3 separate regions of the Mus musculus genome follow, and regions 2 and 3 are each linked to region 1. A link is a loop called in an ENCODE intact Hi-C map of the cell type or tissue named here. Cell type or tissue: left cerebral cortex. All regions are shown on one strand.

Evidence for each region. A loop is a pair of places that touch in the nucleus more often than their neighbours do. Peaks named below come from ENCODE experiments on the same cell type or tissue, not always from the same donor. Only the 100,000 strongest peaks of a DNase experiment are listed, where the experiment ranks them.
Region 2: a loop joins it to region 1, with 2.2 times the contacts of the local background. A loop is called at or near these places in 9 of 42 quality-filtered maps.
Region 3: it touches region 1 in a loop (6-fold over the local background); 12 of 42 quality-filtered maps call a loop at or near these places.

What each region holds. Positions count from the first base shown.
Region 1 is chr17:80,979,600-80,987,599 of GRCm38, forward strand. Tmem178 (transmembrane protein 178) reads left to right here. Exons shown (of 4, transcript NM_026516.2): 2 at 6,581-6,694. Among named protein-coding and RNA genes, the nearest start is that of Tmem178, 39 kb to the left of the region's middle. In left cerebral cortex, CTCF peaks have their summits at 1,656 (motif pointing left) and 3,022 (motif pointing left); DNase peaks (open chromatin) are centred at 2,309 and 2,977; H3K27ac peaks cover 2,113 bases.
Region 2 is chr17:80,828,586-80,836,585 of GRCm38, forward strand. No RefSeq gene overlaps it. Among named protein-coding and RNA genes, the nearest start is that of Gm33596, 23 kb to the left of the region's middle. In left cerebral cortex, a CTCF peak has its summit at 4,923 (motif pointing right); DNase peaks (open chromatin) are centred at 5,525, 5,851 and 6,393; H3K27ac peaks cover 604 bases.
Region 3 is chr17:80,870,791-80,878,790 of GRCm38, forward strand. No RefSeq gene overlaps it. Among named protein-coding and RNA genes, the nearest start is that of C230072F16Rik, 22 kb to the right of the region's middle. In left cerebral cortex, a CTCF peak has its summit at 4,707 (motif pointing right); a DNase peak (open chromatin) is centred at 4,739.

The DNA of each region.
Region 1 (8,000 bases):
TATGAGATTCTGTATTAAAAAAATAAAAAAAAGCAAAATTGTGGCTGAAGAGATGGATGAGCGGTTAAGAACATTGACTTTTCAGTTCCCAGCACCCACGTGGCAGCTCACAACTGCCTGCAACTCCAGTTCCAGGGGGTCTGATGCCCTCACACAGACACACATGCAGCTCAAACACCAATACACCTCAAATAGAAATAAACAAATTACACACAGAAGATCAAAATGCTATGCTTATATGTCTATACATAACAATAAAGTCAATTCCCCTGTTTACTTTTTAATATGACTCTTAGGAAGTTTGGAATTGTGTAGCACGTGGCATCTCTTCCCTCTGGACAATCCTACTCATATTTACCCCTTCAGCTTGCGTATCCTCCTTTCAGTACGTAGACTGGACGGGTTTGCCCTCGGAAGGTGCTTGCAGCTGGCCAAGGCTCTTCTAGTCAGTAGAAGCTGCCCAGTTTACTGCACTTGGCTTATTCAATTCAAGTCAGCTCTTGATAAAGGGAGCGACAAGGGGACATTTCTTTCATCTGCTTAACACCTGCTTCCCTCTGAGATGAAGTCTCTCTGACAAGAACATAGCCGCTGCCCTGACCTGTAACCCTAGGGCCGATCTCCCCCTTTAAACTGGGGTGTGTGCTGGCAGAGCTTTAAAGAAACAAAGAGTCCTTTACTTTCTGCCCATGGGCCACTTATGGAATTCCAAGTGACCCTTAAGTGTTTTAGGAAGAGTGCATACTGTCGTGACCTGCCATCGAGAGGCTCTCAAGTGTCGGAGGCCTTGCTGTTATTTTACCCTTTCCAGACTTATCTGAGAGATGCCGCGCTCTGACAAAGAAGCCATAGCGTCTGCTTATAAGGGAGTTGAGTCATGAGCGGAGAGGGTGACTCTCTGACCCACCAGAAAAGACCAAAGTCAGAACTCGGCAACCAAGGCATGAGCTCAAGAAGACAGAACTGAGTTTGGGAAGAATTGAAGGCAAGCACCGTAGGAATAGGAGGGTCATGGAAACAGGCACAGCACTGCCATGGAATACTTTTAAGGACAGAAGTGGCCTCTGGGAATTATTCTCAGGGTCAGTAAGGTAGGGCTACAGAGATTCCAGTCAATGGGAAGCCATTCACACGTTCTCACGGTGTGATATGATACACAGAAACCCTAATATCATGCACTGAGGGAGTATGAGATCTCTCTCTCTCTCTCTCTCTCTCTCTCTCTCTCTCTCTCTCTCTCTCTCAGTTGTCAAAATTGGAAAGTTGGCATATTGGCCGAACACTAAAGCTATGTAATAAATAAGTACATAATGCTTATATGTGCCAAGCACTTTATTTTTAAATAAATGCATCTATTATGGCAAGTAAAACTCTCACAGCCACTAATTTAAATCCCACGTAAGCTGGGAATAGTGGCACATAACTGTAATCCTAGCACTTGGAAGGCAGAGGCCAGCCTGGTCTAACAGCAAGCTCCAGGCCAACCAGGCCTATGTAAAGAGATCCTCTCTCAAAATGAGAGTTGTAAAAAATATAGTGGGGGCAGGAGAGATGGCCCCATACTGCTCTTCCAGAGAATCCAGAACCCAGAACCCAGGCCATGGCTCACCACACCAGTAACTGAAGTTCCAGGATATCTGGTTCCCCCTTCTGGCCTTCCTGGGCAGTAGACACATAGTGCACATACATTTGTGTAGGCAACACAATCATACACATAAATAAAAGCACACAAATCTTAAAAAAAGTAAAAAGCAATATAACATGATACTGCAAAATACAGGAAGATGACTTCAAATTACATTTAACTTATTTTTTAAAGGAAGGATTTTATGTGTATGTGTCTTGCCTATATGTTTCTCTGTATTCCATGTGTGTGCCTGGTGCTCTCAGAGACCAAAAGAGGCTACTAGATCGTTTGGAAGTGGTTTTATACATGACTATGTGTCACCACATGGGTGCTTGGAATCAAACCCAGGTTCTCTGTAAAAGCAGCCCGTGTTTTTAGCCACCGAACCTATCTCTGAGCCCATCTCTCCAGACCTCTCAGGGATTACTGAGGCCCCAGACACCGTACGTGATCACAAAGCAGATTAGACCAGCGGTGGCACACATGTGGCCTGCTGTCTGAGAGAAGAGTGATATCGACGTTAGTTGGCAATCTCTGCAGGAGCCCAGTGCTGGGAGTCTTGCACAGAAGACAGGAGTGGACAGGCAAGAGGGACCAGTGGTTGGATCACTGCCCCGGGCAACTGTTGCATGGTTCTGTTTATCCCTTTGTACACATGAGCTAATCTGCGATGGCCATTTAGGGTCCAGCCTCCTGGTATGGGGCAGTGGTTCTGTCTAATGAATGTGAGCATTTGCCAAGAGATGACTCACAGTCCAGCATTGAGGTTTATAAAGGGCTAAGCCCTTCACAATAACCCTACAGAGTCTATGCCATCAGACCTCTGCTTTTATAAGAGAGGGAACTCAGGCGCAGGTTAAAGGATTTGCTAAGTTTACACAGCTGTAATTCAAACCCACGTCCTGTCTCTCTGCCCAGGTTCGAAGCCTGAATGACGTCTCAGTGTTGAATTACTGTGAGTTTTGTAGTATCTCATACTTGCTATGTCTCTCCCTTATTTAACCTCCCCGTGTGTCCCCGCGACTCACTAGCTGTGGGGCTAGTTCACTATTGTCAGCAGTAGAAACAGCAACGATTCACCAGACCAAAGGCTCCATTCCTCATCCAGTAGGATGTATTTATTTATATATCTTATTCTATGGTTTTTTAGCATCCTTAAAGTGGCTTTACTTGGCCCTGTAAGAAGCTAATTATTCACCAAATATAGACCACGGCTTGTTCTTTTCAGCCCCCTGCATGCTTTTTCCCCTCATTGTGCGATGCCATCTGGTGCTATGAGCTCATGCTTTCTGTGCTCCTTTGCAGAGCGCCAGATTCGTCCTTTCTGAGCCCAGAAAGCAAGGTTGATTTCAGAGTTTGCTTGTGTGGCTTTGAGAGCACTGGGGTCTAACGCCTCCTAGTGGATTTTGCCGGTATCACTCCTTACCATCACCACAGGGAATTCATGCTCACCCATGTAGACTGTCCGTCCATGTCTTTCTTTCTGAGTCAATAGCTTTGGTGAGCCACCCAGCACCAGCAGGTCTTTTTCTGTGTCGTTTTTATTGGCTTAATGCTTGGGATGTGGGAAGCCAAACCCTGATAATTACACTTTCCTCTTCAAATCTGTCTCACTTTGTGCTGTGGCGGTAGAACACGTATTAAAGAGAAGGAGATCGGAAGTCTTGTGGCTGGCCTCGGATCCGTCCTTCACACACTCTTTCTCCAAAGTCCGGAGTCTCTCTGATCATTTTTTCCCCAGGAGTGGAGCACTGGGAACATAGGACATTTTCTTGTATACCGAGCTTAGGATATCAGAGCTTCCCCACCAGACCTCTGATCTTTGAGACTTTTGAGTGCTGCTCGTCAGATCTGCTCCCTCTCTTTCCACCTTCTGATGCTCGATCAGCGTCCTTGGCAATTAGACTAAGATCCAAGGGATATGAAGTGTGTCTGGTGATGTCTGCGCTGCTAGCCTCGGGTCTCACTCCAGCAGAGCACCGGCCAGGCGATTGCCCTCTTCCTGTAGCCCTGCCTCCTGGGGGACTGCGTGGTACTATGAAGGCACAGAGGAGAGAATCAGTCCCAGGGATGTTTAGAGTAGTTTAAGGGAGCACACAGTGTCTTAAGTGCAGAAGTCGTTCTAGGCAAACCATCTCTGAGTCTGAGAAAGCTGGTTTTTGTTTTGTTTTCCCAATTCCGTACCTCTTCACCAGCATGAGGCAGCTTCTAAGAGATGCAGGTGGGGAAGCCATGGAGTCAGCCATGTAGCTGGTCTAATCCCCAAATGAAATGTATCGACAGGTGTGGAAAATGGAGACAGACACAGCCCTCTGCCAGGAAGCAGCTTTGTTTCCAAAAGTGCTCACGTTGGTACTGAATTGGAAAAAAAATCGATTTTTCATATCGAATTGACCGTTTTACTTTAGAATAGCAATAACTGTAGAAATCTGTAGAATTAGCACCAGTTTCTAAAAGTTAAAGAATTCAGTTTGTCTAACCACACACACATTAAGACTTGCTTATGTCGTTGTACTGTGGCCTAGGCTAATTCCTCAACCTCTGAACTTCAGACATTTTTTGTTTAGTGGAATAATTATTCCTGGGGTCGTTGGTGAATGTCAATTGGATTACTTTTATATGTGTATGTGTGTGGTGTATTGGTATATCTCTATCTCCCCTTGTGGAGGAACAAGTATATGTGGATGCGGGTAGAAACCAGGGCTTGATGTTGGCCATCCACATAAATTACTCTGCATCTGAGATACTGAGGCAGAGCACCATACTTGAACGTGCCTGTTCCAACAGATCAGCTAGTCAGCTTGCTCTGGGGACCTTCTCTCTCTCTGGGCTTCTCCTGGGACTAGGATGGGCTGCCACGCCCAGCCAGTATTTATGTAGGTGTTGAGGATCTGAACTCCAGCCATCATGCTGATGGGGCAAGCCCTTGGCCTGCTGAGCCGTTTCCCCATCCCTCACGGAGGTTTTGTTAGATAATTTTTATGTGTAATTGGGATGATCAGGTCATCTCTGTCTTCTGGTCCATACATGGTATTCTGCATAAACTGAACTTTGTCTAGTGAACCCATTTGTATTCCCGACATGTGTCTCATCTGGTCATGGTGCATGGCTTTTTACATGTTGCTGAGTTCAGATTGCTAGTATTGGGAACAGTTTTTGCATAGAAAATATCAAAGAAAGTGGCATATTTTCCTGGAGTTGTGTAAGAGGACACAATTTTGATCTGCAGAACCCATGATATTTTTTGTTTGTCTGTTTGTTTTTTTAAAGGACCAGGGCAGGGGCGGGGAGTCGGGGGGAGATTGAGATCCAAGCTGGATGGGATGGTAAAGGTTATGCTCCCAGCACTTGGAAACTGGGAACAGGTTCATCTCTAAAGACTTACTGACTGGTCAGACTACCTAGTCTATTAGTGAGTTCCAGGCCAGTGAGAGGTCCTGTCTCAAAGAGAGAGAGAGAGAGAGAGAGAGAGAGAGAGAGAGAGAGAGAGAGAGAGAGAGAGAGAGGAAGAAAGAAAAAAGAGTGTGGGTGGGTAAAAATGGCAGAGAGACCTGAGGACTGACACCCAAGGCACAAACACAAGATATTATATAGTTTTCTTTCTTGTGATGTCTTGATTTCAGATCCAGTTGGGAAGTGTTTCCTCCACTTCTGTTTGGTTTTTGAAGAGTCAGAGGGAGTGCTGATTCTTGTTTAAACATTTGGTAAAACTCATCAGCCAAGTCTTGGGCTTTACCTCACAGGGCTGGTCTCACTAAGCTAATTACTAACTCCATCCCTTATCTTGTTATAGATACAGTCAGAATAGCTCACCTATTGCCTTGAGTTAGCCTTTGAGTTTGTGTCTTCCTAGGATATTTTATGTCCTATTTAATATTAGTTAGTGTTTGGCAGGTTTGCCAAGTATTTATTTCTATAAGATTAATCTCCTTTTGCTTTATGATTTTTTTTTAAATCCACTTTGTCTTTTTACTTTTTGGGAGTTTGCCTATCCACTAGAAATTAATTGGCATCTGTGAGTATTCTCTAGTTAACAGCTGCTGCAGTTAAAGGGCTACAACACACACACACACACACACACACACACACACACACACACACACACACACACTGTTTCTAAGGTCAGTTTAATGAGATGCATTTATCCAGACAACTGGCCAAGATGACTGACCCAGAGAAGTATGTTTTGTTTGTTGCTGAGTTTTAAGAGACGGTAGATGCTGTTCATAGAATTCGGAAGACTAGAAGGGAAGAATAGACACCAAGGCCAGTCAATAGGAGCACTGGGTACAGAGGATGAGGGGTGCACACGACCCCATGGCTACACATAGCGGTATCATATATGGGACCAGCTATGCCACCAGCTGAGGGGAAGAAAAAAAATCATAGTTCAAGTCAGTGATATTAAGGGATGACACAGCCTCTTGGAAGACTAAGTAAACTTATGTTCATCAATTATAATTACTTCCTAAACCACCGTGTCAAAGTTGTCTAAGGAAAAAATGTCTTCTAGCTTCCAAATAACACATACACTAATGAATTTTTGGGAAAAACTTAATTGAGAGTTTGAAACTAGATTAAATTCAAACAGGGTGTTCAGGCATCCATTTAGAATTCTAAGCTGGTTTTCTTCAACCGTTTGTACATTTGAGCACATCTACCCCCTCCCTCAATAGTTATGTGCTTAAGTCATATGAACTCAGTGTTGAAAAGCATTTAGTGATTATACATATATATATATAAATGCATATAAAATGGAATGTGATTTTAAAACTCTATTCCAAGCTTTTGGTTTTCGCTGCCATGAGTCGCCTCTGTTAATGACAGTAATCATGAGATTCCCTGCTCCTTCCCCATTCAACCTGGTTTAGGATAAATTATTCTGCCTTGGGCTCCAGAATTCTATTACAAATGAAGAGGCTAGTAAATCTCATTTCTTCTTTTTTTTCCAAGGTATTGCACAGCGATGCACAGCAATCAAGTACCACTTTTCTCAGCCAATCCGCTTAAGAAACATTCCTTTCAATTTAACCAAGACAATCCAGCAAGATGAATGGCACCTGCTTCGTAAGTATTCCTGGGAAAGAATTAGACAAAGATTCCACACCACTCGCTTGCGTTTGGATAGGAAAGTGTTTATCTTATGCACCCTCTGGGCTCAAGTGAACTGGGTCAGACACCCCAGGCATCCATTTGCTAATCTGTAAACACCGCGTGTTTATAATTCAAGTGTGAGAAAAACCAGGCGTTAAAGTACATGACCGGACCAAGTGGCCGTCTACCCAAGTAGCAATGTTAACTAACTTCAGGTAACGGAACTTTGGGTTGTTTTCGGTTTTGTTTTTGTAAGTTTAATTTTTAATTATGTGTATTGTGAGGGGAATTTATGCAGTAGAGTTCAGGTGCCCTTAGAGGTCAGAAGTACCTCTAGATGTCCCTGAAGCTGGTGTGACAAGTGGTTGAGAGCCACCCAACCTGGGTCCTGGGAACCAAGTTCAGATAAACAGAAGCAGTGTTTGTGCTTTAAGCCATCTTCCTCTTCCTAACCCATCCCAATCTCTTTTTAAAAACAAAGTTAGCAGGTATACGGACTTGACCTCAACACTATTCCTTAGTTGCTCTCATTTTTGCTTTTCTTATATAACATTTATTTTAGCTGCCGTGTTTAGCTCAGATCATTGCATCTTTGCTGAAATATCTTTGTGAGTATATGACATAGCTTTCTCAGAGGTAAGAGAGAGTTCCTTTCCTCGGCATCTTCGTGGAAAGAACCGCTCCTTTTCACTGTCAAGGAAATGCGAAAGTCTGGATAAAATCGGACAGCTCAAAACTATAAAGGGTGGCTATTTACCTGGAGAGGCTTACTTCAAGCTGTCTCGTGGCAAGTGGCATGTGACAGCAGAACAAGACACCATGTTCTTTCCAGTGTGACCCAGAGTCAGAAGTCAGCATTGCCGTCTTTTCCAGAGTGCAAGCAGCAAAGAGTTCTGTGGTCGTGGTTTGGGGTGGAGAAAGCCACTGTGGATACTGTCTTGTTCTTTGAGTAAATCACCACGTGGAATAAAGGGCTGTCTCGATTCTCACTACAAACGTGGAGGCTCATACATCATCAAGGTGGCATCTCATATGAATATTGATGACTACGTTAGGATTTAGAAAGTCACTGAATAAGTACTGGGTAGTGATGGTGCACACCTTTAAATCCAGCGGAGGCAGAAGGATCTCTGTTCAAGTTTGAGGGCAGCCTGGTCTGCAGAGCAAGCTCCTGGACAGCCAAGGCTACAGAGAAACCCTGTTTCAAAAGAAAAAGAAAAAAAGAAAAAGAAAAAGAAAAAAGGAAAAGAAAAGAAAGAAAGGAAGGAAGGAAGGAAGG
Region 2 (8,000 bases), 150 kb before region 1:
AGAGGGAATTCTGAACGTTTTGGTGGGCTCTTCAGAACTACCTCTTCCTTCGTCTTGATGGAAAATTAGATCTAAAAATTAACTTGGAGGGCTGGCAAGATGGCTCAGAGGATAAAGGCACTTGCTGCTTAAGCTGCTGCTACCTGAGTTTGATCTCCAGAACACACAGAGCAGAGAGAGAGAACCAACACTGGAACGTTGTCCTCTTACCTTGTGTGTGCTGTGGTACATGCCCCTCTCAAATAAATGTAAAAACAGTGGTTGACTTTGACTCTCTTATTATTTACTTTATTTATTTATTTATTTATTTATTTATAAATCACTTAATCTGTTGGCATCTCAGTTTCTGGAACAAACCGAGAGTTTATATGAGTTTATATGTGTAAAGACTACACACTCTTGGGTAAGAAAAGAAGATAATAAATGACTTGCCCATGCACTAGTCAGCTTTGCCATAGTCATGACTGTAAAAGGCAAATCTTGATTACTTATAATGTTAATTTCCCTACACTGGTTATTAGGGAACATGGCTCTGTTTTTCAGCTCCCAGTGTCCATTCATTATAGGGCCCAGGTTTGAGACGTCCCTACCCATGGCAGAGGAAGAAAGAAAGGGAGTCTGGGAAAACTTCAGCATTGCCACATCCATGAAGTTTTTGATCCAGTTGGTTAGGTCACTTGTCAAGGACAGTGACATGTAGGCCAGGTGAATCAGTGTGTGCCATGTTTTCTTCCAACAGAGGTCACTCAAGTCATTTGGTGACTGGAGGGCCTTCTAATTCTGTATGGGAAAGCAGAGCCAGCAGTTGGGGAGAACAGTATGTCATAATAGATTTTCCTGTCAATAAAGAGGTATGCAGCAATGGTTCGAGCTTATTCACAAAAGCACGCAGGTCAAGGAAGTTGAATCGTATTCACACAAATCCTTCCTTAGGAAAGTTCAAATCACCATTACTCACAATAACCTAAATGTGGGCTTCAAATGTTCAGCAGTGAATAAAAACTAGGTAGATAAGAAATGTGGGCCAGTCCAAGGGAGCTCTGGTTAGTTCATATTGTTGTTCCTCCTCTGGGGCTGCAAACCCCTTCAGTTCTTTCGGTACTTTCTCTAGCTCCTTCATTGGGGACCCTGTGCTTACCAGTACCCCCAGAGCTCCCTTGGACTAAACCACCAATCAAAACCACATGGTGGGACTCGTGTCTCTATCTGCATATGTAGCAGAGGATGGCCTAGTCAGTCATCAACGGGAGGAGAGGTCCTGTGGAGGTTCTATGCCCCAGTACAGGGGAATGCCAGGGCCAGGAAGCAGGAGTGGGTGGGTTGGGGAGCAGGGGGAGGAGGGAAAGGGATAGGGGATTTTTGGAGGGGAAACAAGGAAAGGGGATAGCATTTGAAATGTAAATAAAGAAAATATCTAATAAATCTATAAGTATGGGGCAAAAAGAAATGTGGACTAGTCAGACAGGCACAGAAAAAAGTAAAATATGATTACTTGCGGCTGAATGTTGAGATGCTGTGTTGAAAGCCTCGTGTCAAGAGGGACCACCATGGTGGTTTGTGTTGTCAGTGTGACCAGATTGAGAGTCATTGCAAAACAAGTCTCTGAGGATGACTGTGAAGGTTTATCTGGATCAGGTTAACTGGAGTGGGAACGCCACTCTAAATGTGGGTGCTCTTCTTGTGTGTGTGTGTGTGTGTGTGTGTGTGTGTGTGTGTGTGTGTGTGTGGTGTGGCTGTTCCAGAACTCAACCTAAGGAGAAAGCGAGCTGAGCACAAGTATTCACTAATATCTGTTTCCTGCCTGTGGACTCCATATCCATCCCTTGTAGGATTCTGCTTGGATGACTTCCCTACCAGGACCGACTGTGCCCTCAAACTAAGACAAAAGCAAGCCTTCCTGCCTATGTTGCTTTCATCACAGCCATGAGAAAATAAGCCAGCCCAACCACATATTGTATGAACTAATTTACATTGGCATTCAAAATAGACAAATCCAGGAAACAGGCTAGTGATGGCTATGGACTGAGGAGTGGGGTACGGGGTAACTGCTTTAGGCATTACAGTTCTTTGTGTGTCTTAGAGAAGTTCTGGAAACGGATGGTGTTAATAACTGGACAACCCTTTTAGTACTGAGACAATGGAGATACAAAAATCTCAAACTAACAAGCTACTTCTTTTTAAGTGAATGTTACAGCATATGAACTATATTTCAATCGGTAAAAATTTCCAAAGTTGGTAGGATTATTAAGAGGTTTTACTTTTTCATGTATTTCTATTCTGCCTGAATTTTAAAATAATGAACAAGTACTATTTTTATGTCAGGAGAGACAGAATGAAGACATCCTAATTAGGGGAAATACGCACAGGAAAAAAAAATCAGTTGTACACTGATAATCCCCTTGACCTTTCATTAGGATGCAATTCAGGTGGCTTGCTCTCAAGTACTTGCAAGTTAAAATCTGAACAGTCTTTGAGTGAGACACTCAAGAAAATCACCACAGAACTGTGTCATTAACCTGGAGGAGAACAATAGCGATGATGGAAATAGCCAAATCAGGAGAGAGTGAAGATAGGCTTCACCAGAGGTGTTAGAGGTCAGTGATACACTCCATGGGAAGTGCCTTTCCAGAGAGAAAGAGATCCCATTGGTAGCAGAGTCTCCTTGCTCTTCTTCCTTCACAGCAGATAAGCCAAAGCCCCACATTCCTCTTGAGTTGTACGATCACAAAAATGACAAACGAGTAAGTATTCTCAGGTCCAGGCTCTCCTTTCTCTGTTGGATGAATGTCTCAGCTAATATCTTGCTCAGAAGACAATGTGCTCTGTCCTGGGTTATGAGTGGAAGAACAACGATGGCTGGGTATAAATAAGATGGTTCCAGAAGATTAAGATGGAAGCTTAATGTAGAGTGGCCAGGCTGGCATCAGTGGGGGAAATCTCTGTGGGTTGATGGCCAAGATCTGGTGAGGATGGGTAAAGCTAAGTGTCTTAGCCAGGGTTTCCATGCTGTGAACAGAGACCATGACCAAGGCAACTCTTTATAAAGGACAACATTTAATTGAGGCTGGCTTACTGGTTCTGAGGTTCAGTCCATTACCATCAAGGCAGGCATGGCGCTGGAAGAGCTGAGAGTTCTATATCTTGTTCCAAGGGCAAACAGGAGAAGACTGGCTTCCTCAAGCAAATAGGAGGAAGCTCTCAAAGCCCACCCCTGCAGTGACACACTTCCTCTCATAAGGCCCCCCGCCTCCTAATAGTGCCACTCCCTGGGCTAAGCATGTTCAAATCACCACACTAAAGCTAAGAGCCACAGCTACAACTCCCCACACAGCCTACTCACTCTACAAGAATTCTTCTCAAGATCCAGAACGTGCCACAGGCCCCTCAGGGCTCCAAGGTGGTTACAGCATCCATTTCTCATCCGTAGTCAGTCCTTATCAATGAGCAATATGAAAGGAGGGTAATAATTCATAACCAAGGAGCTCCAAGAAGTCCAAAGTCAGATAGGCATGAAGCATATCCCAGTGAACACTGGAACCCTGTGCCTGGCACAGATTTAGAGAGAATTAGAACAGATGAGAGAGGCCAGCACAAAATCAAAAGAAAATTAGTGTTCAGAAAATTTGTACTTATGTGTAGGTGTGTGCAAGCACATATTGCTAGAAGGGGCGCAGCTTGGATTCTTTATAGATAGCATACCCTAAATGTAATTGTCCCAAGCATTCCAGCTATTCAGTTTCCTTCTGCAAGGTCAAATGGAGCTGGGGAAGAAATCATAACCCTGGTGACCACAGACTTGTTTTAAATGTTCTTGGGCCAGCAGCACTTAGGCAGGACTGTGTTCTGCAGCCTATGAATGCTCACCGCTTACTGTTTGAAGAAGGAAAGGGCAGTGGAGTGGTTGTCCCTGCCAACCCTGGCAAGAAAGTGCAAGGTCTTCCCTTGCTCACTTAAACTAATTTACCCAATGAAGAGCAAAACCAACTCCCCAAACAGCACTGCATCACTGCATCTCTGACCGTGTTTGGCCGGCATCACCAGGGAGATTATGCTAATTCCAATCTGCAAAGCAGATTACATTAGCAAGCTAAAGCAAGAAGCAATCAGTGTTTGTAATGTGGTGTTTTCTCCTCAGACCCACCTGACCCCATGCTACAGAGGTTGAATAAACTTTCAAGTCTGACATTGCAGATAGCTTAGGACACTGATGGTGTGATAACTTCTGGTGGCTCCAGGATTTTTTTCAATATAATCAAGAGAATTTTAAAAATATGCTTTAAGATGTTTCTTTGACCAGAGCAAAGGTTAGCCTGATAATGCAAATGAGTTCTTTATTCTTATTTTGCATTTGAGACACACATTTATTTTTAATTGATTGTGTGTGTGTGTGTGTGTGTGTCTTGTAAAACATCCCAGGCAGACCTGGAATCCATAATTCTCCTGCCTCACCCTTCCCAGTGTTAGGATTTACAGGTGTGCGCACCTGGCTAAGTCTTTTGTTTTCTTTTAATTAATTTTAATTGTGGTTAAAAGTAACCTAGACCTTTCTAGCATGCCTGAAGTCCTGGGTTTGCTGAATTACAAGACTAAAAAAGTAAAATAAAATTACCTCATTCAACATAAAGCTTATTATCTTAACATATTTTTATAGGATATCTTTGGATTTTGACAATATTTAGGCAGAGTGTAATTTCCACAGCTGGGGATATACTTGCTGACAAAGAGACAGAGAGAGAGAGAGAGAGAGAGAGAGAGAGAGAGAGAGAGAGAGAGAGAGAGAGAGAGAGAGAGAGAGAACTATTAATTTTATTTTGTAAAAATAAAATATCTATATATTTATTTCAAAATTAAATTAAAAAAATAAAGAATTTATTCATGTGTATGTTTTTCCTCTGTGCATGTCTATATATTATACATGTGTGGTGTCCAAGAAGGCCAGAAGAGGGCGTCATATCCCCTGGAAGAATGACATGATTTCTGATCCACCATGCAGATGCTGAGAATTGAACCTGGGTCCTCTGGAAGTGCTCTTAACCTCTGAGTCATCTCTCTAGAGTGACTTGCTGATTTTATTCACACATCTTAACATATGCCCAGTACCTAGTAGGTTTGCAACAAGTGTCTATAGTTAGCAAACATATAGGTGGTATACCATTGAATATATATTCCGCAAATCCCCTGCCCAGCCACTAGAGTAGGAGGAGCTAGATGACTCACCCACCTTTTCCTGGGCTTCTTCTGCAGGGGATGATGTGTGACGCGAAGGAAAACGGTAGCTCAGGCCAAAGGTCAGAAATTTCAGGGCACAAAGCTAATTGGCACAAAAGGATATGATTTGAGATTTCAGACGGCATTTAATACCTGCTGGCTACGCTTGATTAGAGGGCACCGTGTTCCCTTAATCATCAGCCACCTTCAAGTACTTACATCATCACAGCAACGGAATGTGGGCTGAGGGCAGCAGAGAGGACAGAGAAAGGGCAGTCTGTGTGGGCGGGTTGCAGCCAAAGCAGGAACAGGTAGACTGAGGAGAAGGCTCACTTAACATTTAAACATCTCAGCTAGCAGCTTTTAACCAGCACTGCTCAAGAATCCTTAAAACTCACCCTGGGCTGAGCCTTTCAGAGCAATAAGAATCTTTCCCCGGGCGGGGTGGGGGGGTGGGGGTGGGTGGGGGTGGGGAGTAACCGCACTGAATCACAGGTGTTTCTAAATGCCCCTTCCGTAATCCTAAGTGAGAGCCCTGCTTTGGGCTGGCAGCTGAGTTCCTTGCTAAATACAGAAAGGTAGAACTGACTCAGAAAAACTAACTCCACAGACAGCAGTGTCTCTCAAGCTCTCTGAGCTTTGGCATCACTGCGACATCAACAAAACACAAAAAGCCCAAAACCCCAAACAAACAAACAAACAAACAAAAACAACAACAAAACAAAACAACAACCACCACCACCCATCTATTTCTGCCTGGACCTGGTTCCCACAGGCTGCATTGAATTAATCTTTGCAGTAGCTTAGACTCTGAAATTTGAAAGACATTTCTCTCTATGTAGATAAGACACAAATGATTAGACACGGAGGAATGTCTAGCCCCAAAGCAGACGTAATTATCTTAATCTGCATTTTAAACACAATTTAAATTGTGGTAAAATCCACATGTCATGATTTACCATCTTAACCATTTTGAAGTGTTTAGTTTTGGAGTATTAAGTATGCTTGCAGTATTGTGCAACTGGTCTAGAATATTCTTTTCCTATTTTAAAACTGTAACTCTAAACTTGCTAAACCACATGCCCTGCCCTGCCTCCCTTCCCCCAAACCCTCAAACCCCACTGCATTTTCTATGTCTTTGACTACTCCAGGTCCCTTATGTAAGTGGATTATATAGTATTTGCTTTGCAGTGACTAGCTAAATTAGCATAATGTTCTCAAAGTGCATTCTTCAGCTTCAGGCTGTGCCAGAATTTTCTTCCTTTTTAAAACTTAAGAGAATCTCTTTGAGATCCTAGAGTGGAATTGAGAGTTGTCTGGGAATAGTCTGGGCCTAGTCTTTTGAGCAGTCATCATATCGTTTCCCATGAAGGTTCCAACTTTTCCAAGCCTTCGTCAATAATTGGTACATTCCGGTTTTTTACTTATTTGTTTACTTATTTATTTATTATGTGCTTGTGCATGTGTGTATGTCTATGTGTGTATGTCTATGTGTGTGTGTGTATGTGTGTGTGTGTGTGTGTGTGTGTGTGTATGTTTGTTTGGTCTAGAACTCGCTGATTCCAGGGCTGTGGTTCTCAACCTTCCTAAAGCTATGACCCTTTAATACAGTTTAATACCTCATGTTGGGGTGACCCCCAACTATAAAATTGTTTCATTACTACGTCATAACTGTAATTTTGTTACTGTTAAGAATCATAATGTAAATATCTGATATTCAGGATATCTGAAATGTGACCCACAAGTTGAGAACCCCTGAGATAGTGTGAATGCTTCTCTTTACCCCAGACTCCCATGACAAGGATCACACGTGCAAACTACCACGCCTACCCATTTTACTTGGGTTCTTTGACTTGAACACCGGCCCTTAAGCTTGTACGGCAAGAACTTTACCCACTGTGCTCTCAGCTCAGTCCTGGTTTTCAGTGCTCATTTTTTTGATGGTGGCCTCTTTAATCGGTGTGGCTAAGAAGCCACTCTCTCTACTCCCCAGGCTAATTGTTTGCATGCCAGGATGCCTCTTGGGCTATATCTTATCTAATATCTTATAGCAGTGATTCTGAGGCTGACTTTAACGTTTGCTTTTCCAGTTTTATATGTATAGCCACAAGGACATGAGCTCCTTTGTACACTATTATTCCCTAGTAGCCTGGGTGACAGGTGACAGGTGCTCTATGAGTATAGACTTGGAAGACTGATGTGATCCAATCCTGGGGTCCCATCTGGTCTGATGTGTACAAGTAGACAGAATAATAATAATAAAAAGCAAGGGAGTAGCCCAAAGCCATGACAAGGAAACCTGATCTTCAGAGCTGCCCAACATAAAAGGAAATCGAGACTAGATCTTCTTGTAACGCTTCAGTCTTTTACAGCACACATAGACTCTCTCTCACATTCCTCCCATCTCTATCTCCCCCACCAATCTTTTATTGGTGTGTCGCCTTATCTTTCATTTCAGGTTTCCTCCCGTGTCTTATTCGGTCATTCTCCTGGACTGAATCCAAAGTTCTGCAAGTGTGTAGGAAAGCGACATCCCCAACTGGCTGACTTGAAGCCAGTGACTGGGGTGTATTAAGGTTTTGCTGCTGTGAAGAGACACCATGACCATGGCAACTCATAGAAAGGAAAACATTAAAGTGGGGCTGGCTTACAGTTCAGAAGTTTAGTCCATTATCATCATGGCAAGAAGCCTGGTGGCATGCAGGCAGGCATGGTGCTGGAGAGTCACCTGAGAGTTCTACATCTGGATCTGTAGACTGCAAAGAAGAGACACACTGGGTCTGATTTGAGCA
Region 3 (8,000 bases), 110 kb before region 1:
TGTGAGTGCTAGGATCCGAATCCAGGACCTCAACTTGTGTTTTTAATTGATGAACTATCTCTCCAGTCCTTACTATGCCACTTTAAAGAGGGGCGTTGAGAACCTGAGTTTTGACTTTCAAGTGATGGGAGTTGTCTTGGAAGCGATCCCTTGCAGGGACAGAGGGAAGAAAATATTTGCATGTTACCTTCACCAACAATCTCTAATAAAGCTGTGATTTTGCTTTGAAGAGGGGCTCATACAGTCTTTCGGCTTGTCAGGGGACCTTACAGCTTGACTGTGTCTTCATTGAGACTGAGACTCCACTATGTCATGTTCCTCGTGAGGAAGCAGGTGATTGTGATTGTCTGTATACATGGCAGTGTGGGGCAGAAGGGAGGAGAGACTGCCAGCCCGCTCTCCCTCCTGGCCTCTAAAGCTACTAGAGCAGATGTGGCAACTCTCTTTCAGCTTCCAGCGTCAGCTCTCTTCTCTCAAAATTAGACCTTCATGCTGAGGATACAGCTCTGTGGTAGAGTGTTTGCCTAACATTTGTAAGGCTCTGGGTTCCATCTCCAGAGCCATTAACATCCAAAACAAACTTAACCAAAACAATAACAGCAATTATAACAAACTAATCTCCTACTCATTGTTGTTGTTATTATTATTATTTTGCTGCTGTGGCAGGGAACCAAGGATTTGTTTGTGGAAGGATGGGTTGATTCTGGCTCACATGTGAGGATACACTTCACCACGGTGGGAAAGGCAGAACTGCAGGAGTAGCTGGTATATTGCATCCGTAGTCTGGAAACAGTGAGATGAATGGTCGTGTTCAGCTCTCTGCTTTCATTCAGCTGGGGACCCTCAGTCCCTGGGATTTTGCCATCTACATACAGGCTGGGTCTTTCTTCTTTAGTTAAACATTCCTAGAAACACACTCATAGACACAGGCAGGGATGTGTTTCCTTGGTGAGTCTGAACCCAGTAAAGATAAAAACATAGATGAAACACCACAAATCTCCATACTACCTTTTCCTTGAATTAGACTTTTGCTATGGGCTGAGAGTCAAGGTAGGGGAATACTGTTCCCTCTTACTGCTACCACCCCCATTTCCTTTCTCTCTTTCCAGGCACCCTGCATTAGCATTCTTCCAATCTTAAACCCGAATCATAACCCTCACATCAGGGAGAAAATATGACCCAAGTTCAGTACAATAAAACACCAAACACCCTGAGGCTGCCCAGACAAGGCATCCTGAGAAATGAAGTCAGTGAAAATTTAAAGAGATCCTTAACGGGGACATTTCTTGCCTTCTTCACATGGCAGATCAGCAACAAAAGCTATACGTGTGGTGACATTGCCATGCATATGTAGAAGAAAAGCTTGACTGGAGCATGACTAATAAGCCCAAGATGTCTGAGAGAGACCCCATGTTATGTGTTTTAATCCTTCTGCTTCCTGCTGTTGTATATCAATGTCTCAAATGTAGTTACTAAAAGTCATAGTGATTTGTAATTTGCCAAGTCCTATGGGTTGACCAAATGGCTCCTGTATTGTCTTTATCTGGATCACTGTATGGCTGGGTTGAACTGGAGGATCCAAGATGGCTTCCTTCATGAATGTGGCAGATGGTACTAAGTGTGATCTGGTGCCTCTGTGGTAGTTTTCAGTGAGGTTGGTGGTACTGGTTTCCTTTTCATAGTGGTCTCAGGGCAGTGTCTTGGAAGCCATCTTAAAGCCTTGCCTCTGAATCTCAAATAGTTCTACTATTGCATTAGGTCTAGAGCTGTGTTAGCCATAGGTGTTATATTTTATATATATGAAAAATGTCCTTCTGTCATAAACAAAGCTCATGAGTTGAAGACTTAGTCCTGAGATGTAGAATGGAGAATGGATCACAAGGACTCTACGTTCACCCATGTAGTCCAGTGATGGGCTGTAGGAAGTAGGATCTAGCTGGAGGACGCAAGTCACTGGGCTGAGGTGGGAAGTTCATATCTTGTTCCAGGACTCTTCTTTCATTTCCTGTTTTTTTTGGGCTATGATAAAATAATCCATTTTTCTCCACCATTTCCTATCAGCAGGATGATTTTGCCTTGTCACATGATGGTGGATAGAAACCTCAGAAATTCTGAGTCCGAACTGTTTCTTCCTTCCTTTTGGCCATTTTCTCAGGTATTTGGTCACTGTGATAAAAAGCAGTTAATACACGACCATCAGGAGAATGTTGGGCCACTGAATATTAAAAGTCATCATGGAGCTCTTGTTGTGTTCATTAGAGTTTGGCCAATGCTGTCTGGAGCTTCCTTTTCATGCCATCAAGGAGGCTGTAAGCTGCACAATCAAACCAGGAGGACTACAGTTGGTATCATTCAAGGCTTTCTAATAACAGAGAGAACTCAGCATTATTATTTTTTTGTACATATCTATAGCTTGTGGCTCTTTTTTTCTAAGTAGTTCTTGATTATCCTTTTAAAAGAGTCTAATTGAAATACAGTTCACATGCCACTTAAAACATATGGTTCTATGATTTCTAGTACAGTCATAGATATGTGTAGTGACTATCAGTCAGTTTTAGAATATTTGGATCCCCTTAAGAATACATTCCATATTTAGATATCATTCCTCATCTTTCCATTTTTCCATACCCTACCCTTTAGAAAGTCTTTATCCTTGTGGATACTTTGTCCTGGACTTTCATATGAATAAAATCATATGATATGTGATTGTGAGCCATTTGTGTATGCATATGGGCAGGTATGGACATTTATTGCAACTGATAGAAGTTGGGAATCTTCACCTCAGAACACATACTTATATCTTCCTTTTTTATCCAGAGGTTTATAAAATTTCACGCATTCTCTGAAACCTTGGTCCAGGGAGCCAAAGTTAATAATCTTGCTCTGTGGTTAGTCAAAAATGGGCATTTGGTAACAGATCCTACTACTGCTATGGTGGTTTGAAGGAGAATGACCCCATTCCACTAACTAGACAGCAAGCTTTCAAATGCCTCCACCAGACCCAGTTTCTCTCTCTGTTTCCAATTTGGAGATAGGATTCAAGCCCTCAGCTATTGCTTCAGTGTTGTGCCTTCCTGTTTACTGCCATGCTCCTGCCATGATGGTCATGAACTCACCCTCTGAAACTATAATTAAATACTTTCATAAGTTGCCTTGGTCATGATGTCTCTTCTCAGCAATAGAAGAGTAACTAGTTCAACCCCCAACAGCATGAGACTATAGAGATTTGGGTCACTGAGGGCGGTAAATTCCCCAGAATGGCAAGTAACAACAGCAACAAGGAAAGGCCAGGCATCATGTGTTTACAAAGCCAAAGAAACTATGTTTATAACACATAGTTTGCCAAGGAGGGGGCGATGTGAACAGATGTGTCATTTGCAATTATTCCTAAAGATGTTAATTATGCAAATGAATTTCTGATTAGGGCGCTAAAAAAAGAACCCTATATATTATGAGGTGTTGGATGTGTACAATCAAGCACGCTTGCTGTCTGTTTCCCAGGCAATCAGTGCTGGTGCCAGTCTCCTCACCTGCAGCTCTTGTCTGCCCATGTGCCCCTTTGATGGTGGAGGGGAGCTCTGAGGGACATTTCCAACCCCAGAGTGTAAAGCTGGAAGGGGTCTTTGAGATCCTAGAGTATGGTTCTGTCCTTGAACAGGGCAAGAGAAGGAAGTTGCAAAAAATGATGTGATCTGTTACTTACAGAGCAAAGAGCCCATGTCTCCTATATTATCAATTCATCTCCTCCTGCCTTACGGAATCAAACAGGACAGACATCAACTATCAGCTTTCCAGTGTGTGCAATGAGGTCCAAGTGGATGATAGAGCTAAATACATCCTTGATATACTTGGGGGGTTATGCGTGAATGCACATGTGTGGCTCAGCAGATATGGAGCCCAGTCAACTAGAATAATACAGGTACTACATTATACATCATTTGGTTTAGCAGAGTTGCTTCTTGTCGTTAGTGACTTTTTAAATTAAAAGTAGAAAACAAGTAAAACTTTAGATCCTTATTTACAATAGTTACAATTCAAATGCTCAGTAGCTTCTTGTCACTGATATCTGCCATATTGGACACGCAGCAGACCATTTCATCGGTGTAGAAAGTCTTTCTCCAGTCCACAGCCAGATCTTCTTGAGCCTGCATCCCAATCCCACTGTTCCCACGGGAGATTATGGGGGTTATTTAAAGTTCTCAGGCCTCCCTTCCTCATTGGTGAAGTGGGCAGAAATCCCAGTATCTGTTTCACTGACTGCCCTGAAGGTCATAGATACAAGAGAGGAACTGTGTAGCTTGTGAGTAGAGGAAGAGATAGTAGGTACTAAATAAATACCACTCTCATCAACAGACATCCCAGCATCCTGCTTTAGTACCTGTGGTCTCTTCTAAGTAGACTAGTGCAACCTGGTTCCCAGAAGTGTAAGGCATTGATTCTAAGAAATCAACATCTTTAGTGGGTTATAATAAAAGGAAATCAGGAATGTGGAGATTAGACAAGGGGCTGGGGGGTGGGTTTTATTTTGGGGGATAAAATCGTGTGGGATGTGAGATGGATAGAAGTCTCTGAAGCTGCTGTTTCCCCCATTTGTCAAGAACTGATTAAACATATCCCCCAAGCAATGAAGACATCAGAGGTATCAGTCTGTGTGGCCACAGAGGTCTTATTCCCTCCTCCTAACCACTGTCATGATGGCTTGCCCGCTTGTCCACAAGAGGGAAGCAGGGGAAAGGAGAGAAGGGGACTCTTCCGAGCCTCACTGGCTCTTGGCAGGAAGCTCCGGACAAAGGGAAGCTGATTAAAACAGAATTGTCTTTCACACAGCCCCAGGCCTCAGGTGTGTTTTTCTTGAACTCATTACCTCACGATTCTTCCCAAAAGCTATGTTATCTAGAAAAATTACAGTTCATAGCCTTTGGGGTGTTGACAATAATTTTTACACCTGGCTAACGGCTGGTACCAACCTCCCAGGAGCCAAAGCGGCAACAACAACCCAAACAAGCAAACAAACAGACAAACAAACAGAATGCCACAACAGACTCTCAGGCAGAAGGTGTGAGGAGAGAGTGGTGGCTGGTGTCCAGGTAATTTAGCCACATGGCCAGCTCCTCTATACCGACTGTTCTGCCAGGGCTCATAAAGCATTGGAAAGAGATATTAAAAGAAATGATTCCTTTGCCCTTGGGGGATTTTGAGTAATTTGGGAGCTAGTGAGCCAAGGGACAAAAAGGGCTTAGGGTGACAGCTGAGGGTGGGTTGGGGGAAACACTGCGATAGGAGCCTCGGGATGTGCTGTATTCCCTGTCTCCTGTTAATTAATAGTGTGACTTGGGGTGAGTTCTGGCAATTCTTTGGGTCTCCTCAGTTTCATCATGGATTCATTTAAGATGATGGACTGACTGATTTTAGAGTTCTCCTCCATGTCTAGGATTCTGAGACCTTGACTCAGATGTGGAGATGTGAGTCTATGCTCCATAGAGTAAGGGCTGACAGAAAGCATGCAATCTCTAGTTTTATTTAATTTTGGAACAACAGCTTATTTATTGTAAGAGCGTCCCATGCAATGTTTGGATGCACTTGTACTGCAAGAGTGGTTGATGCCTCTCTAAAAATCTAAGTTTTTCTGGATAAGATGTTTATTTGACATTTCCTGTCTTCTACTTAGCTATGTCTGACCTCTTGTTTAGAGGGGAACATGTTTTAGGGGTCAAGGAAACGTATATCTGCCTCTCTGTCTTCATACTGACACATGATAGGAAGAAATTGATGAATGTGGCTTCTCAGACTCAGAGAGAGTCCTTGGCCACATTTGACTTCACCACAGAAGTCAAGGCCTTAGCTTCTTGGGTAGACATGGGAGCCACTGGTTCTTTTTTCGTTCAGCTTTCAGGGGAGACAACCTCACACAAGCAGAGCTGCTAATGGGAAGGCAGAGGGAGGTTCTCCCTCTGTACTGTCCTCTCTACAGACTTTGTTCATTCCAGCATCTAGCAAACAGACCCGCAAGCTGGCTGTGTGGGCAATGCCCCCATTCTCAGGCCCTAAGACACAGTGTTGGGTATAAGCAAATGTCTCCCTGCTTAATCTTCCCTCCCCCTCTAATCTGCCATTTACCAGTGAGCTCTGAATTTGGAGATCATATACTGCTGTTTATAGTAATTCACTATCTCTCGTTTTCTCATTGGGATGGTGGATTTCTTTGTTTTCCCATGTGATGCTACGTCATTGCTGTCTCTAAATCTCATCCTGGTTATTGACCAGCCTAGAGCAGAGGAAAGGGGTCAGCATACAAAGTCATTAGAAAGAAAAAAGTAGGAAGAAAGAACTAAATATAGGTCCCTGGGAGACATGCCAGTTGCTTATATGAATGTTATAGGTAACCCTATGTTATGGACAACTGCTTGAAATAAGGCAAGGGTGACTCTAGTCTTGCCATAGCCCAGCATTTCAGGTACGGACACCGACAATGACACAGTCAATAAAAGACATCTCTTGGGATTCTTTACCAACAGATGCCATAATCACAGTGATTGCAAGTTTTGTGGTCCAGCCCTTTAGTTCTTGCTGTTGCATTGCTGCATGCAACATAGCAGTACCTCCTGCTTCCTGTCACTGGCTTTCCTGAACCTACAGGATTAAGTTCCTATGCCACATAAAAGTGCATTTTCCTAGAGAAGCAAGTCTAAACTCCACAGCACAATACCCAGAGCCTCCCCAGGATGTTGGAATGCTTTTTGAATTTTTGCGTTTTTCCTGCTCCAACCTTCTAGGTTCCAAGGATTCTAGGTTCATCCAAATAAACACTCAATTATTTTCCAAACACTTCCTCCACCTCTCTAGACTTTTTCACATGCTGGTTGCTTTATAAATGCCCTTCCTCTTCTCTGGCTGATATATAATTTCTTTTGAGTCTTGGTTCAAGTGGGAGCTCCCTGATACACAGTTCAAGTCCAATTCTTCATAAGCTCCCTGCTTCCTATCTCTTTACACTGAACCATACTGAACTTTAATAATTGAGCCAGAGGTCTGTTTCTCCCACAGTTTAAGAGCCCTGCCAAGGGCAAATGACTTGACCAATTCCCCCTTGTAAGCTTCTCTCCAGTATCTCCTGCCTGCTCTTTCTGTATCATGGCGCCTAGCATGCAGGAACATTCAATAAGCTGTTTTATCATGGAGGAGGACCAACACACTATGGCCCAGATGTCTAATGTCTAGGTTGTTTTGATTACATGGTATATGTGGGTTGTCAGACAAAATAAATCTTCAAGAGAGAAAAGATTAAATTGAAATATTAGTGTGGAACATACTGCAGCCTATAAAAACTAAATAGATACTGTAATTTGTGAGTGATATGAAATCTGTGTCTCAAGGCACAAATCAGAATAGAGCCACAGCATGACACATTTGTAATAGGCTAACATTAGCATTGGTATTAGCATCCACTAATCCTATTGTTCTCTGGGGGGGTAGAGAATGACTATTTTGGTATCAAACAACATGTTATCTACATATACATTACAACTTAGGAATGGAATTTTTGTCTTTGTAGAATAAGAGTCAATAAAGCAGCTACGTATCTCAACTGGCAAGTACTTCATGAGTGGCCACAAGGCTGATTCCTAAGACAAATGATATTACTTGGTACTTTGCCTAGATGAAATCTAGAGTGGCACTTCTTCCAATATTTTATTTCCTTTTATATGCATTGGACATACGTTTAGCTTTCTAAGTTCTGGGCTTTTGGGAAAGCACAGAGCTAGAAACGTAATGGAAGAAGTATATGAGAATCTTGTCTCAGCCTTGTTGTTAAGGAACCACAGAACCCCAGCTTCTCCTTCTTTGCATGAGAAAGGCCATGCAACATGGTCTCTGAAAGTTATTTCTCTCCTATAGCATTTTGTCTTCTTGTGGAGTCAGATTTACTGTACACTTTCCAATGCTCATGCTTCAAGGTTCCTCTCTTGTAAAAAGTCCTGAGAGGGTCTTATCAATGTCTT